3 separate regions of the Homo sapiens genome follow, and regions 1 and 3 are each linked to region 2. The links are chromatin contacts, found by Hi-C or POLR2A ChIA-PET in ENCODE. All regions are on one chromosome and are shown on one strand. Each heading gives the region's core, a stretch centred on a gene start or an enhancer-like site at or near the end of the contact. The rest is flanking DNA. Distances are from core to core; before and after follow the strand shown.

What was found. A loop is a pair of places that touch in the nucleus more often than their neighbours do. ChIA-PET counts read pairs that join two places held with the same protein, here RNA polymerase II (POLR2A). Pooled maps may share reads with other maps.
Region 1: a loop to region 2 is called in a pooled map, with 4 times the contacts of the local background. The contact joins two enhancer-like sites. A Hi-C loop is called at or near these places in 2 of 50 pooled maps. POLR2A ChIA-PET finds 5 or more read pairs at or near these places in 4 of 52 experiments (AG04450, B cell, CD4-positive, alpha-beta T cell and 1 more).
Region 3: a loop to region 2 is called in a pooled map, with 3 times the contacts of the local background. The contact joins the promoter of PNPO here to the enhancer-like site in region 2. A Hi-C loop is called at or near these places in 1 of 50 pooled maps. POLR2A ChIA-PET finds 5 or more read pairs at or near these places in 3 of 52 experiments (Caco-2, MCF 10A and activated B cell).

What each region holds. Positions count from the first base shown.
Region 1 is chr17:47,203,056-47,207,582 of GRCh38, forward strand. It overlaps a transcript of MYL4 not described here. Among named protein-coding and RNA genes, the nearest start is that of MYL4, 4.0 kb to the right of the region's middle. RefSeq lists enhancers at 1,327-1,376, 1,557-1,646, 1,657-1,706, 2,497-2,596. Within about 2 kb of position 1,981, at least 30 of the 41 ENCODE cell types and tissues checked have a DNase peak (open chromatin) inside an H3K27ac peak, as active enhancers do; they include B cell and CD4-positive, alpha-beta T cell, where a contact is called at or near this core.
Region 2 is chr17:47,659,013-47,663,659 of GRCh38, forward strand. It overlaps KPNB1 (karyopherin subunit beta 1), which reads left to right. Exons shown (of 22, transcript NM_002265.6): 6 at 2,107-2,166; 7 at 4,077-4,166. Among named protein-coding and RNA genes, the nearest start is that of KPNB1, 11 kb to the left of the region's middle. RefSeq lists an enhancer at 1,146-1,295. Within about 2 kb of position 1,324, at least 7 of the 41 ENCODE cell types and tissues checked have a DNase peak (open chromatin) inside an H3K27ac peak, as active enhancers do; they include B cell and CD4-positive, alpha-beta T cell, where a contact is called at or near this core.
Region 3 is chr17:47,938,245-47,942,821 of GRCh38, forward strand. It overlaps PNPO (pyridoxamine 5'-phosphate oxidase), which reads left to right and starts at 3,327. Exons shown (of 7, transcript NM_018129.4): 1 at 3,327-3,569. The coding sequence starts at 3,432. SP2-AS1 (SP2 antisense RNA 1) reads right to left here and starts at 3,160. Exons shown (of 3, transcript NR_103857.1): 1 at 3,103-3,160. RefSeq lists an enhancer at 3,079-3,373.

The DNA of each region.
Region 1 (4,527 bases), core at 731-3,230, 460 kb before region 2:
TTCTCTTGTCTCAGCCTCCTGAGTATCTGGAATTACAGGCATGCACTGCCATGCCCAGCTGATTTTTGTATTTTTAGTAGAGACAGGGTTTCACCATGTTGGCCAGGCTGGTCTTGAACTCCTGACCTCAAGTGATCTGCCTGCCTCAGCCTCCCAAAGTGCTGGGAATACTGGGCTAAAACATTTCGACTTCTATCTTTCATATCCCTTTTTTTAAATTGTCAATTAAATGTAAACGTACTATCCTCCATATCTCTTAGCTTTTCTTTTATGTTTTCTATTTCTTTGCCCTCTTTTTTCTTCTGGGAGATAGTCTTTCTTGTTTTTCAATTCCCTAATTTGTTTCCCAGCTATATCTATTCTGCCACTTTTCAAATCTATTATGTGCTCTATTTTGGTGATTACTTTTTCATACATAAGATATCTGCTTGTTTTTTAAAAATATTTTTTCTTATTTCATCTATTATACTTTTTATAGTTGATATTCTGTTTGTTCTTTACATTTTCTTGTCCTGGTGTCATATTAGTAATATTTTCGTTTATCTCTTTTAGCATGATTTTTGGGCTACTTTTAAAATCTTGGTCCATCTGTTGTCATATTTCCACTTAAGTTACACTGTGTAATCAAGTAAGTTGTATCCTTTCGGATGAGTTGTGCTATTCAGGTGTCTTGTTATTTTGTCCTTGGCCATACAGGTTGTTCTGTCCAACAATGCATACTAGTGCCATTGAGCTTAGAGGTTGAAGGCTGGGGGTGAATGAGCCCTAAAACCGAGAATGCTTGGCTCCCAAACTCCCAAGTGTGTCATGCTCAGACTCATAAAATAACTCTCCATGTCAGGGCTTCACCCTTTGCCCTCCCATCAGGGAAAAGCAGCCTTAGGAGTACAGGCATGAGCCACCGTGTCTGTGGCCAAAACACTTCTTAGAGTATAGTTCACATGCCCTGGAAATTTAGAGGGCTAAGGAGGGGGAACATTTGTCTAAAGTTGGGTTGCCCCCTTACCTGTTTTGATCACAAGCACAGTGCATCTCCAGTGCTTTGCTGTTACTCTTACCAACACCCGGACCACAGTTTGAGTCATGGCGAGTGAGGGAGTAGCACCGTTTGTCATAAGACAGTGGTGGAGGAAAAGGGAGATCAGAACCCTGAGAGCTCCTTTTCTTTTTTTAATCATTCCACAGCTGTGCCTGGCCACTTCCTGCCTCTAATCAAAGCCACCCTTCTACCACACACACCAATTCAAAACAAGGTCCTCTCCTTCACCCAAGGGGTTTCTCGAGTTTTTCTTCATTTCTTGATATTTTCTCTTTGTAACTCTTCTGCGGGTGATCTTGGGATAGGGAGCCATGGTCACAGTAGTTCCATCAGGATCCAAGCTTAAAGATCTTGAGTAGTTGCTTTGTGCTAGACACTTTATTCTACATGTGCCACCTGTATTAACTCATTTAATCTTCACAACTACCTTGTAGTTATAACAGCCACATTTTACAGATGAGAAAACTGAGGCATGAAGAAGTTAAAAAGTAGCCAGGTGTGGTAGGGTGCACCTGTAGTCCCAGCTACTTGGGAGACTGAGGCGGGAGAATCACTTGAACCAGGGAAATGGAGGCTGCAATGAACTATGTTTCACCACTGCACTCCAGCCTGAGTGACAAAGTGAGACCCTGTCTCGAAAAAAAAAAAAAAAAGTTAACTAACTAAGCCAGGACTCTAAACCAGGCAGTCTGATTCATGAGTCAGCCTTCTTAACCTCTGCCTTGCAGTGAAACCCAAATTACCCAGTACTCTCTATGGGGACGATTGACAAAGTGTTGGCCAGGGCATTGCCCTGTGATGTCCAGGCTTATGAGACATTGGTCAGAGAAGAGAGAGAGAGGGTGACAGGAACAAGGCATTAACAGCCAGGCTAGCTGTCAGCAGCATTTGATCCCAGGCAGGAGACTCTAATGGACCTCTCTGAGCAGGACACAGACAGGCTCTGTGTGGTTAGAGATGAAGGGAGGAGGAGGAGTGAGTGTTTGCGAGCTCAGCCCAAATGAGGGCTGATGTCACTTCTCCTTTGTGCATTTGTGTCCGAATTTGACATCTGATGTAAACCGGTTGGTGCTAAATTCTGTCTTGTGTTTTCAATCTGCTGAATTGGAAGTCCCTCATGGGAGCATTTGGGTGAGCCTCAGCAACTCTGGCTCAGAAACCACCAGATGCTTCCCAGAGAAAGTTGTTTGGCTGCCAGTACCCACTGCCATACTTGCCTCTTCACACTACTACATCTCCTTCTTTCCTTGGCTCTGATGGGCCAACACATATTGTAGGGCAAGTCTGTGTCATAGGCCCTGGGAAGGATGCTCTCGATTGGTAAGATTTGAAGGTGAAAGTTACTGGCCATGAAACAGAATGAAGACCATAAGACGATGGAAGCTCGGACTCCAGTTACTGGGCTCTAATGAAGCGTGGCGTCATGAATTTTAGTAAAAACAAGGCCAGGGGTTGATATGTTGCTTCTTCATGCATGGCTCTTTCCCTGAAACCACAGCTCTCCTCCAGTTGTTTCTGAAGTGCCAGGCACTTTTTTCACTGGGGCTGCTGAAAACGAATCCGAAACTGATTTGAGGAGCGTCTCCTCCCCTGCTGGGGCTCCTGTGCCTAAGGTTTCAGGTGGTTGGGCATGCCTTCTCTGAGTGTTCTCCGTCAGACAGGCTGCCTGGCCCTAGAGACTTGCCACATGCTTTCTGAGCCACAAATATTTTACACCATGAGTTCCCAGCTGCTGCCCTTCCCCCCGCTTCCATTCCTTTCCACCTCTTCCTCATTCCTAATCCCACACCTTAAAATCCCTTTAGCCACTGTCACCTTACCTTGTCCCTTTCTCATGTGGACCTCTCTCTGGAAGTTCCAAATCTGGGAAGCCTGAATGCACCTCTAGCTTCAACCTGCTTGGCAAAGGAAAGTGAAATGAACATCTTCGAATGTTTCCTACATGGCAGAGGTTGTTTGCAGTGCCTTACTTAACATTATTTCATACAAATCTCATGACAATTTGAAAAGGAAATGTTTATCCTCAAAGGTCCTGAGGCTACTAAGGCCTAGATTAGAAAGTGGCAAAACCAGGCTTCAGACCCATCACTGTCTACCTCCAGAGTCCACAGTATTTGCGTGATTTTGGATGTCTCCGGAGCCCCATTCGGCTTTCCCAGCTTTCTAACCTCATAGCTCTGTTCCCATGCAGACCTGATATTTTGCTTCTTAGAATTTAGAAAAGAAAGGGGAGTGGGGTGGGGGAAAAAAGGAAAAGAAGAAAAGGAAAGAACAACCTTCCAGCTTTTTCTTCTGAGGATCATACGTCTTTGTAGAATAACTACAACAATAACATAATACTAACTTGTTGTGTGTGCGTGTGTGTTTTAACTGGAAGGGGGCATGTGTCATTCAGTGATTATTTAAAAAAATTTTAAGCCATGGAACCATTAGAAAATGATACTGTTTTACATACTGGGAGCTCCAGTATGTAAAACACAGGAGTGGTGGTGACTGAAGTGATGGTGGTGGAAGGAGCTCCAAGGTCTGGCCTTTCTATGTACCCTGCAGCCAGAAGCATGTCACCCTATAAAGCAAGATAGCAAGATTGCTAGTCTCAGGATTCTGTTGAACATGGTTTGAAAGTCTCCTGATTGTTTTTCCTTTTAAAATAAGCAAGCTGAGGCCCAGAGAGAGGAAGTGGCTGGCAGAGTCAGGACTAGTGCCTGGGTCTCCCAGCTTCTATCCTGCAGCTCTTTACAGAAATCCCAGTTTGTATATTTTTGCACAAACTCCGCAGGATGCAGTCCAGGAAGGGATGCAGGTGGAGGTGGAGAAGGAGGAGGGCCTGGGCTTCCACTTTTTCTCTTTCCTCGTCACCAACAACCTGAACTCCCAACCCCTGTGGGGAATGGGGTAGGTCAAGGAGAGGACTGACAGGGATTATAGAAGAGTGCGAGCGAAGGTACAAGGAATCAAGTTTGGTAGCCGGCAAGGAAGAGAGGTGAGGCAGAAGATGAGGGGAGGAGGTGAGGTGCACAGAGCAAAGGAGCCACCATCCCAGCTCAGGACCAGGGCTGGGCTAGAATCTGGGCCCTGGTCTCGTTCTAGTATTCCCTTGAGCAAGTCCTGGCCCTTTTTCCTGCCCGTTTCCTTTGAGGGCTTCTCTGTCACCACCAGTGAGCGTGTATAGGCTACAGGAGGAGCAGTGAAGAGCAGTGTGCTACAGAGAGCACTGCACCCCAGGAAACAGAATTAGTTGGCCCAGCTCTGCCTATAAGTAGCTGAATGTCTTGAGGCAACTTCAACGTTTCCCTGGACCTTAGATTCCTTGCCTGTAAAACAGCATGGGGCCAGATGATCTCTAAGGGTCCTTCTGGCTCTGAAGGCAATGATCTGGGGCATGGAACCTGTAGTTAGAGAGCTGGGAAATGGGCAGATGTGGGCTCCAGGGCACCCAGAATTGCAGGCTTAGGAGCTAACAGCAACCAGGATTCTGTAGTCTAGCA
Region 2 (4,647 bases), core at 74-2,573:
GGCCAGCCTGGGCAACAAAGTCAGATATCGTCCCTTAAAAAAAAGAAAGGAATAGGCTGGGCGATGTGGCTTAAGCCTGTAATCCCAGCACTTTGGGAGGCTGAGGCGGGTGGATCATCAGGTCAGGAGTTTGAGACCAGCCTGACGAACATGGTGAAACCCCATCTCTACTAAAAATACAAAAAAATTAGCCGGGTGTGGTGGCGTGCGCCTGTAATCCCAGCTACTCAGGAGGCTGAGGCAGGAGAATCACTTGAACCTGGGAGGCAGAGGTTGCAGTGAGCCGAGATTGCAGCACTGTATTCCAGCCTGGGCGACAGAGCAAGACTGTCTCAAAAAAAATAAAAAATAAAAAAAATAAAAGAAAGAAATTATGGTATGTACTATATATGTTGGTTTACTTTGGTTTCTTTTAAGATTGTGTGAATCTTTTGCCTTGTACTAAAGATTTTGTGGAGGCCGGGTGCTGGGGCTCACATCCAGTAATCCCAACACTTTGGGCCACCAAGGCAAGAGGATCACTTGAAGCCAGGAGTTTGAGACTAGCCTGTGCAACGTAACAAAACCCTGTCTCTAAAAAAATTTCTGTGGAGAAGAACAACTGAGTTGTTAACCAGTTTTGTGAGCTCTTGTGTTTACAGGGCTTATAATGGAAAAAAAATAATGAAAAATGAAATAAATAAAAATTATAGCAATTGGTCTGTTTCATACCACCTTAGGAAGGTGTTTTTAAGAAACAGGATATATAGCCAGGTGCTTTGGCACATGCCTGTAATCCCAGCTACTTGGGAAGCTGAGGTGGGAGGATCACTTGAGCCTGGGAGTTCAAGGCTCAAGATTTCACCACTGTACTTCAGCCTGGGCAACAGTGCAAGACTCTGTCTCCAAAAAAAAAAAATATATATATATGTATATGTATGTGTATGTATAATATATATGTAAACATTTTGGCTGAAAATGCAATGAATAACATAAAATTTACCATCTTAAATCATTTTTAAATGTATAGTTAGTTAAGTAGATTCACATTGCTGTGGAAACAATCTCCAGAACTTTTTCATCTTGCAAAACTGAAACTGTACATACTGAACAACAACTCCTCATTTCCCCCTTTCTCAGCCACTGGTAACGACCATTTTACTTTCAGTTTCTATGTATTTTACTACTCTAACGAAATACCTTACGTAAGTGGAATCATATTTGTCTTTTTGCGACTGGTTTGTTTTACTTAGTATGATGTCCTCGAGATTCATCTAAGGGGTAGCATTTGTCAAAATTGGCTTTTTAAGGGTGATTAATATTCCATTATATGTATATGCCACATTTTGTTTATCTAGTCTTCCATCCATGGCCATTTGGTTTGCATCCACCTTTTGGCTATTGTGGGTAATGCTGCTATGAACATGGGCATGCATGTGTATCTTTGAGACTCTGCTTTCAGTTCTTTAGGGTAAATACCGACAAGTAAAATTGCCAGGGTCATGGTCTGAAAGTATTTCTGTATATATGTTTGTTGACACTTCAGCTGGGTTTTTACCATTTCTTGACTTTGGAAAGGTCTGAAACCCCAGAGCAAATGGCAATTCTAATTGATTAGAAAACTGGATTTTTCCTTAATAGATTTTGGAAGATTTAGGAGGGTAGCACATAAAGTTCATTCTCCCTTTTCTCACCACATTTGATGTGAATTTGCTACCTCTCAGAAAACAAATTTGGTCTCTGAAATAAAGCAGATGTTTTGAATTCTCTTATATAAGGAAACTGATTTTCCTACATGTAAATTTTTATCTTTTAACCATTTTTATTTAAAACTTGTGACCTACATTTTTCTGTTTCCTCCCTGAAGTCTTTGTTAGTGGTCATTTTGGAGATTAAAAGATTAGGGACCTCATTGGAGGGCAAGTCACATAGCAGACACCGAAGGTAAACTCTTTATAGCCTTTATAGTGCTGTACCATCTCAAGGGAGAGTGGCTTGATTGTACCAGGCAGGGCTGTGTGGGGCCCTGAGGGGGAGTGAGAGGTTTTCCTTGTAGAGGGAGTCTGGAAATCTTCCTACGTACAGGTTATGCTCTCCTAATTCTCTTTATTTTTATTCCTCCTACAGTCTGAAAGGCACTTTATTATGCAGGTGGTCTGTGAAGCCACACAGTGTCCAGATACGAGGGTAAGTGTGAGGTTATATGAAAAATCTGTCTTACATCTTTCTTAGGAAATGTCAAATCTAATATAAGTTTGAAATACTGGGAATCAGTTGACTTCAGCAATAAGGTTTGATTAATATTGTTACTAATAATTAATATTCTGGCTGGGCATGGTGGCTCACACCTGTAATCCCAGCACTTAGGGAGGCCATGGCAGGCAGTTCACCTGAGGTTAGGAGTTTCATACCAGTCTGGCCAACATGGTGAAACCCTGTCTCTACTAAAAATAAAAAAAAATTAGCTGGGTGTGGTGGCACGTGCCTGTAGTCCCAGCTGCTGGGGAGGCTGAGGTACAAGAATCGCTTGAACCTGGGAGGTGGAGGTTGCAGTGAGCCAAGATCATGCCACTGCAAACAGACTCCATCTCAAAAAATAATAATGATAATTAATAAAAACATTAGAGAAGAGGGAAGAATTGTCATGGAAGTTGCCATCCTCTTAAAAAAGGTTTAAGGTGCCAGTGTGGTGGCTCACACTATAATCCCAGCAATTTGGGAGGCCAAAGCAGGAGGATCACTGAGGTCAGGAGTTGGAGACCAAACTGGGCAACATAGTGACACCATCTCTACTAAAAAATATGTATACACAAATAAACAGTTAAGGGAGAAAAGGTTTTCGATCAGCTTCGCTACTTCATTGCCGTAGGTTATTCAAGCCATTTCTACTAAAAAATATATATACACAAACAGTTAAGGGAGAAAAGGTTTTTGATCAGCTTTGCTACTTTATTGCCATAGGTTATTCAAGTGATTGTTTTCCCCTGTAGCCATTAAAGCAGCTTTGCTATTGCTATACCCAAAACCTGACCCTTCAAGAAGATAGAAGTAATATCTTCAGTCTGAATAGTATTAGTGAATTTAGCCGTACCATGGGTTCCACACGCACCTTTAATGCAAAAAAAAAGACTGAGGCCAGGCGCGGTGGCTTACGCCTGTAATCCCAACACTTTACAGGCGCATGTCTGTAATCCAGCTACTCAGGAGGCTGAGGCAGGAGAATTGCTTGAACCCGGGAGGCGGAGGTTGTAGTGAGCTGAGATCACACCACTGCACTCCAGCCTGGGAGACTCCATCTCAAAAAAAAAAAGGACTGGCTGTGGTGGCTCACACCTATAATACCAGCACTTTGGGAGACCGAGGCCAGAGGATCACTTGAGCCCAGGAGTTGGAGACCAGTCTGGGCAACATGGCGAAACTCCATGTCCACAAAGATTAGCTGTGCGTGATGGGGCGAGCCTGTAGTCCTAGCTACGTGGGAGGCTGAAGTGGGAGGATTGCTTGAGCCTGGTGGTTGAGGCTGCAGTGAGCCGTGATCATGGCCACTATACTTGCACCAGGGCGACAGAGCAAGAAGACTGTCTCAAAAAAAAAAAAAAGAGAAAAATGGCCGGGCGCAGTGGCTCACACCTTTAATCCTAGCACTTTAGGTGGCCGAGGTGAGTGGATTGTCTGAGCTCAGGAGTTCGAGATGAGCCTGGTCAACATAGCAAAACCCCGTCTCTACTAAAAATACAAAAAATTAGCCGGGCATGGTGGCGGGCACCTGTAGTCCCAGCTACTTGGAAGGCTGAGGCACGAGAATTGCTTGAATCGGGGAGGCAGAGGTTGCAGTGAGCCAAGATCATGCCACTGCACTCCAGCCTGGGCAACAGGAGCGGAACTCTGTCCCTTCCCCGAAAAAGAGAGACAAAATGGGAAAATAAAGGAACAGATAATGAGGGAATTAAAGGGAGAGAATGAATTTTAGGGAAATGATAACGTATCCCATATTTACCTCAATTAATCCTTAGGATTATTGGCCCATTTGAGTGAATCTAACTTTGTCAGATTGCGTTGTTATTTTAGTAAACTATCTGATCTGCTGTTCATAAAAGGTACGAGTGGCTGCTTTACAGAATCTGGTGAAGATAATGTCCTTATATTATCAGTACATGGAGACATATATGGGTCCTGCTCTTTTTGCAGTAAGTATTTCTATTTATGTGATTTGAGCTTGTGGCTAATTACAGAGCCCATCATCCTTAGTCGCTATTTTGCCAATTCTGTAATATTTTACTTAATACTATGGAATCAAGGAAATTCCTCGAGACTGTTCGGTTTAAGCTCATCAGTGGTGTGCCAAGAAAACTGGTGCTAACTTTGTGTGGGTAAAAGACCTTCATTTTGAGGTCAGGCCCGGTGGCTAACGCCTGTAATCCCAGCACTTTGGAAGGCTGAGGTGGGCAGATCACCTGAGGTCAGGAGTTCGAGACCAGCCTGGCCAATATGGTGAAACCCCGTCTATACTGAAAACACAAAAATTAGCTGAACGTGGTGGCACGTGCCTGTAATCCCAGCTACTCTGGAGGCTGAGGCTGGAGAATCGCTTGAACCCAGGAGACGGAGGGTGCAGTGAGCCAAGATCACGCCATTGCACTCCAACCTGGGCCAGAAAGCGAGACTCTG
Region 3 (4,577 bases), core at 2,077-4,576, 280 kb after region 2:
AAAGGGAAAAATACAAAAGGGCAATCAACTGCACACTTCTTTGCTAATCGCCAAGGGAAGGAGACGCTGTCAGAATCTAGCACTTTTTCTCCCCATCTGGTCTTTAAAAAGCAGGAACTAGACACTGGTTCACAGGCTAAAAAATATCACAGGATAAAATATCAGAATCATTGTGTCTAAAAGCCTGACCCTGGGCACCTGCATGATGACTCTGCAGCAAGGAGCACCTATCCCTGCCTGCTTGTTCAGCTTGTTTTCTCATCACCTTTGCTCCAGCAGTATTACATGTCTCCAGGTTCCCCCAAGTGCACCATGCCTTTACTCACAATGTTCCCTCTTGCTGGGACGCCTGTTCCATTGTCCATCTAGCGAAAACTTACTCATTAAGACATCAAATGTCCACTCCCTTTACAAAGCCTTTCCTGACTGTTTGATCCTCTTCTTTTTGCTCCTCTTTACTGTACAGAAACACCCGTTAAAATATCTCAGGAGGCTGAGGCAAGAGAATCTCTTGAACCCAGGAGGCGGAGGTTGCAGTGAGCCAACATTGTGCCACTGCACTCCAGACTGGGTGAAAGGGTGAGACTCTGTCTCAAAAAAAAAAAAAAAAAAAAATCTGCAACAACTCTTAAGCTCACAAATCTGCCTCCCCCTATAGACTACAAGCCCGGGTTGTCATCTTCATCTCAATATTCTCAGACCTGGTTCAGTGCCCGGTCCAAAGGAAGTATTTAACAAATGTCTACTGAATTAATACATAAATATGTATCTACTTCCACTATACTGAGCTGTTGGCTTTTAAGTACATAGATGATCTTAGTCTTGGTGTCCTAGAATCCAGGTCCAGGGTAGCAGCAGCCCAGGAGTGCTGAGTGTGAAGAAAAACCCCATGGCCAGGCACGGTGGCTCACGTCTGTAATCCCAGCACTTTGGGAGGCCGAAGTGGGTGGATCACTTGAGGTCAGGAGTTCCATACCAGCCTGGCCAACATGGCGAAACCCCATCTCTACTAAAATTACAAAAAATTAGCCAGGTGTGGTGGCACACGCCTGTAATCCCAGCTACTTGGGAGACTGAGGCAGGAGAATGGCTTGAACCCAGGAGGCAGAGGTTGCAGTGAGCCAAGATTGCGCCACTGCACTCCAGCCTGAGTGACAGAGGGAGACTCTGTCTCAAAAAAAAAAAAAAAAAAAACCCATGAACCAAACCCATCTGAGTTGAAGTGCACTCACTACTGCTTACACAGGTTCAACTGCAGGGGCTTAGGAGGGCAGGAGTACAGCAATGTTCTTATACAGAAAGACAACTTCGGCCAGGTGCGGTGGCTCACGCTTGTAATGCCAGCATTTGGGAGGCTGAGGCAGGCGGATCACAAGGTCAGGAGATCGAGACCATCCTGGTTAACGTGGTGAAACCCCATCTCTACTAAAAATACAAAAAATTAGCTGGGCGTGGTGGCGGGCGCCTGTAGTCCTAGCCACTTGGGAGGCTGAGGCAGGAGAATGGCGTGAACCCGGGAGGCAGAGCTTTCAGTGAGACGAGATTGCGCCACTGCACTCCAGCCTGGGCGACAGAGCAAGACTCCATCTCAAAAAAAAAAAAAAAAAAAAAAAAAAAGAAAGACAACTTCAACAGGAAAGTAAATCTACTCAACTTTCTCTCAATTATGCTGATGGAGGAAAATGATGGCAGCACAAAAAAATCCAACCAGTGGAGAATCCATAGACCAATATCATTAAGCCTTGAGACATGTATTATTTCTTTGCAGCAAAATTGTCTTCCAGATTCTATCTGGCTCAAGCTATGTACACATAAAGGATGACAGGTATCTAATGTAGGGCTTCATGAAGCTCAGCTGTAATGCAGACACCTGGCCAGGCCAGGAAGTTCCCCTTACCTGGCACAGTCCTGGGTGCCTGCCTAGATGGCTCTTGCAGTTCCCCTTCCTGATGCTGGTGGAAAGCAGGGCTACAGAGAGGTCTCGACCCAAGGCCGCCCCAGCCAGCTCAGAATTGGACTGGGCATGAGTGGGTTTCCCATTTTTCAGCCTTGCATCCACAGCCTGGAAAGGCTATGCACAGCCACCTGCTCAGTGTACTCTCAGTTGGCAATTGCTTGCATTGACCTAGGGGCTAGACTCCTACTACCTAGCATGGGCAAAATGTGGAAAAAGGGAAGCTTGACAAAGATTGGGGAGACCCTGGAGAAATGGGACATTGGCAGCCTTGCTATCTACCAGGACACTGGCTCCTATGAACTCCAGTGCACCATGGCAGGGGAAACCATGAGCAAAGGGAGTAAAATGCTCTGACCCTTGCTTAAATAAATGAGGCTGGAGGGAAGGGGTTTAAAACTAGAAGAGGTGGCGGGCGCGGTGGCTCACGCCTATAATCCCGGCACTTTGGGAGGCCAAGGCGGGTAGATCACTTGAGATCAGGAGTTTGAGACTAGCCTGGCCAACATGGTGAAACACCGTCTCTACTAAAAATACAAAACTTAGCCGGGCGTGGTGGCGGGCGCCTGTAATCCCAGCTACCCGGGAGGCTGAGGCAGAGAATTGCTTGAACCCGGGAGGTGGAGGTTGCAGTGAGCCGAGATCGCGCCACTGCACTCCAACCTGAGCGACAGAGCTAGTCTCCGTCTCAAACAAAACAAAACAAAACCAAAACTAGAAGAGGAAAACCACTCTGGTCTGGGATACCTTGGTCCCAAATTTCCTTCTTCCCCCTTCCCATTCAGCCATCTTCCTTCTCACCTCACCGTCTCTTCCTCACCCCACTGCACCTCCCCACTCGGGGCATGGTCCACAAGTCATTTCAACCTCTCCCACTCTCATGCCCTAATTTCTCCCCACAACCAGATTACCCTTTTCTCTATGTGTCCCCATCACCTTGCCTCAGAGTCTGGCCCCTAATTCCATTTTCCATTTTTCTTTTCCCATTCCACTAGTCTCCCTTCCCAGGGGGTACTTCCTGCCCTAAGCTCACCTACAGGCACCTACTATGGGCCAGCCACTTAATACTGACTACTCCCCTCAAGCCCCCGGGACACATCCTCCGCCCCGCCTGAGCTGCAAGAGATCCTCCTATACCTTTAACCAACCTCCACGTGCGTGTTAACCGCGGTGACAGCATTTCCTTGTCTCTCTGCTCCCGCCCCCAAAGGCGCTACCCATTGGCCGCTGGGTTCCTCTGTTCTCGCTCTAATTGGCCTCGTTACCGAAAAGCTCCAACCAATGACCTCTCCGTGTCTGTCTCCCTCCTCCGATCCTGGAAACTCATTGGCTCCGAGGACTTAGGACCTGTTAGCTTGGTTGGGCGACTGGCAAATCCTTCCTTCCCCGGGGTAGAAGTCCAGGGTGAGAAATTGGTTCCGAACTCAAAGGAACCCAGTGCCGGGCCACAGCCGGGTCACGTGGCCGGCGGCCCCCCATGACGTGCTGGCTGCGGGGCGTCACGGCGACGTTCGGGCGACCTGCCGAGTGGCCAGGCTACCTCAGTCACCTGTGTGGTCGCAGTGCTGCCATGGACCTGGGACCCATGCGCAAGAGTTACCGCGGGGACCGAGAGGTGCCGCCGCTAGGGCCAGGCCTCCTGCAGGGGCGGGGGAAAAGGGGTCCCCGGAGTCATCTACAGCGGGGAGGGGAGTAGTAGGAGCCCCTCGGGGCTTCTGGGGCCACCCGGTGGGGCAAGGAGGTTTGAGGATCACCCCCCGTGGGAAAAGGGGGCTTCAAAGACATCCCACCAGGGGAGGAGTTCCGGGGAAACGCAAATGAAGATGGGTTCAAAAGGCAGCCTTTCGTAATGGGTAAGAGCTCGAACTTTGGAGCCTGCCTGGGTTGGAATGTTTAATGTATCTGGGCCTCAGTTTCCTCATCTGGGAAGTGATAGTATCTGCCTCACGGGGATGTTATGGTCTAAGATGTTTGTAAAGTGCTTAGAACCCTGCTACTCGACAGGTAGCAAGGTCAAATAACTTGCTCAGTCCCACAGCTAGTGATGAATGAATCGGGGTTTCATGTGATGGATGTCAGGACTGTGCTGGGCCTCCCTCAAGGGCGGGGGAAGAGGGGTCCTCGGAGTCATCTACTGGGGGGAGGGGAGTAGGAGGAAACAGCCCCTCAGGGCTTCTGGGGCCACCCCCTGGGGCAAGGAGATTTGGGGGTCACCCAAACCTCCTTGTGCCAGGTGGGCATGGTCATGGGCCCCTCTTTAGGTGGGTACAGTGACAAACAGCTTACAAACTGTTTGACAAAAAAGTAAGTGGAATATGGGGGAAGGGGACTAGCTCGGGGAGGAGGGGAGGAGAAAGCTCTTAGCTTACTGCCTTCAGTACTTTCTGCTGACCACTGGGAAGTTCTTTTCCTTTTCGCTCCTCAGGAGGGGAACCAAGAGAACCTTTTAGGAATTGGGGTCCAGGGCCCTGGTTGCCAAATCTGGTTGCATGTGGGCATTTCTAGAAACGCTTGTTTAAAATGCAGTTTTTCCAGCCTGGGCAACATAGTGAGACCCTGTCTCTACAAAAAATTAAAATTAGTCGAGCATGTTGGAGCGTGCCTGTAATTCCAGCTACTTGGG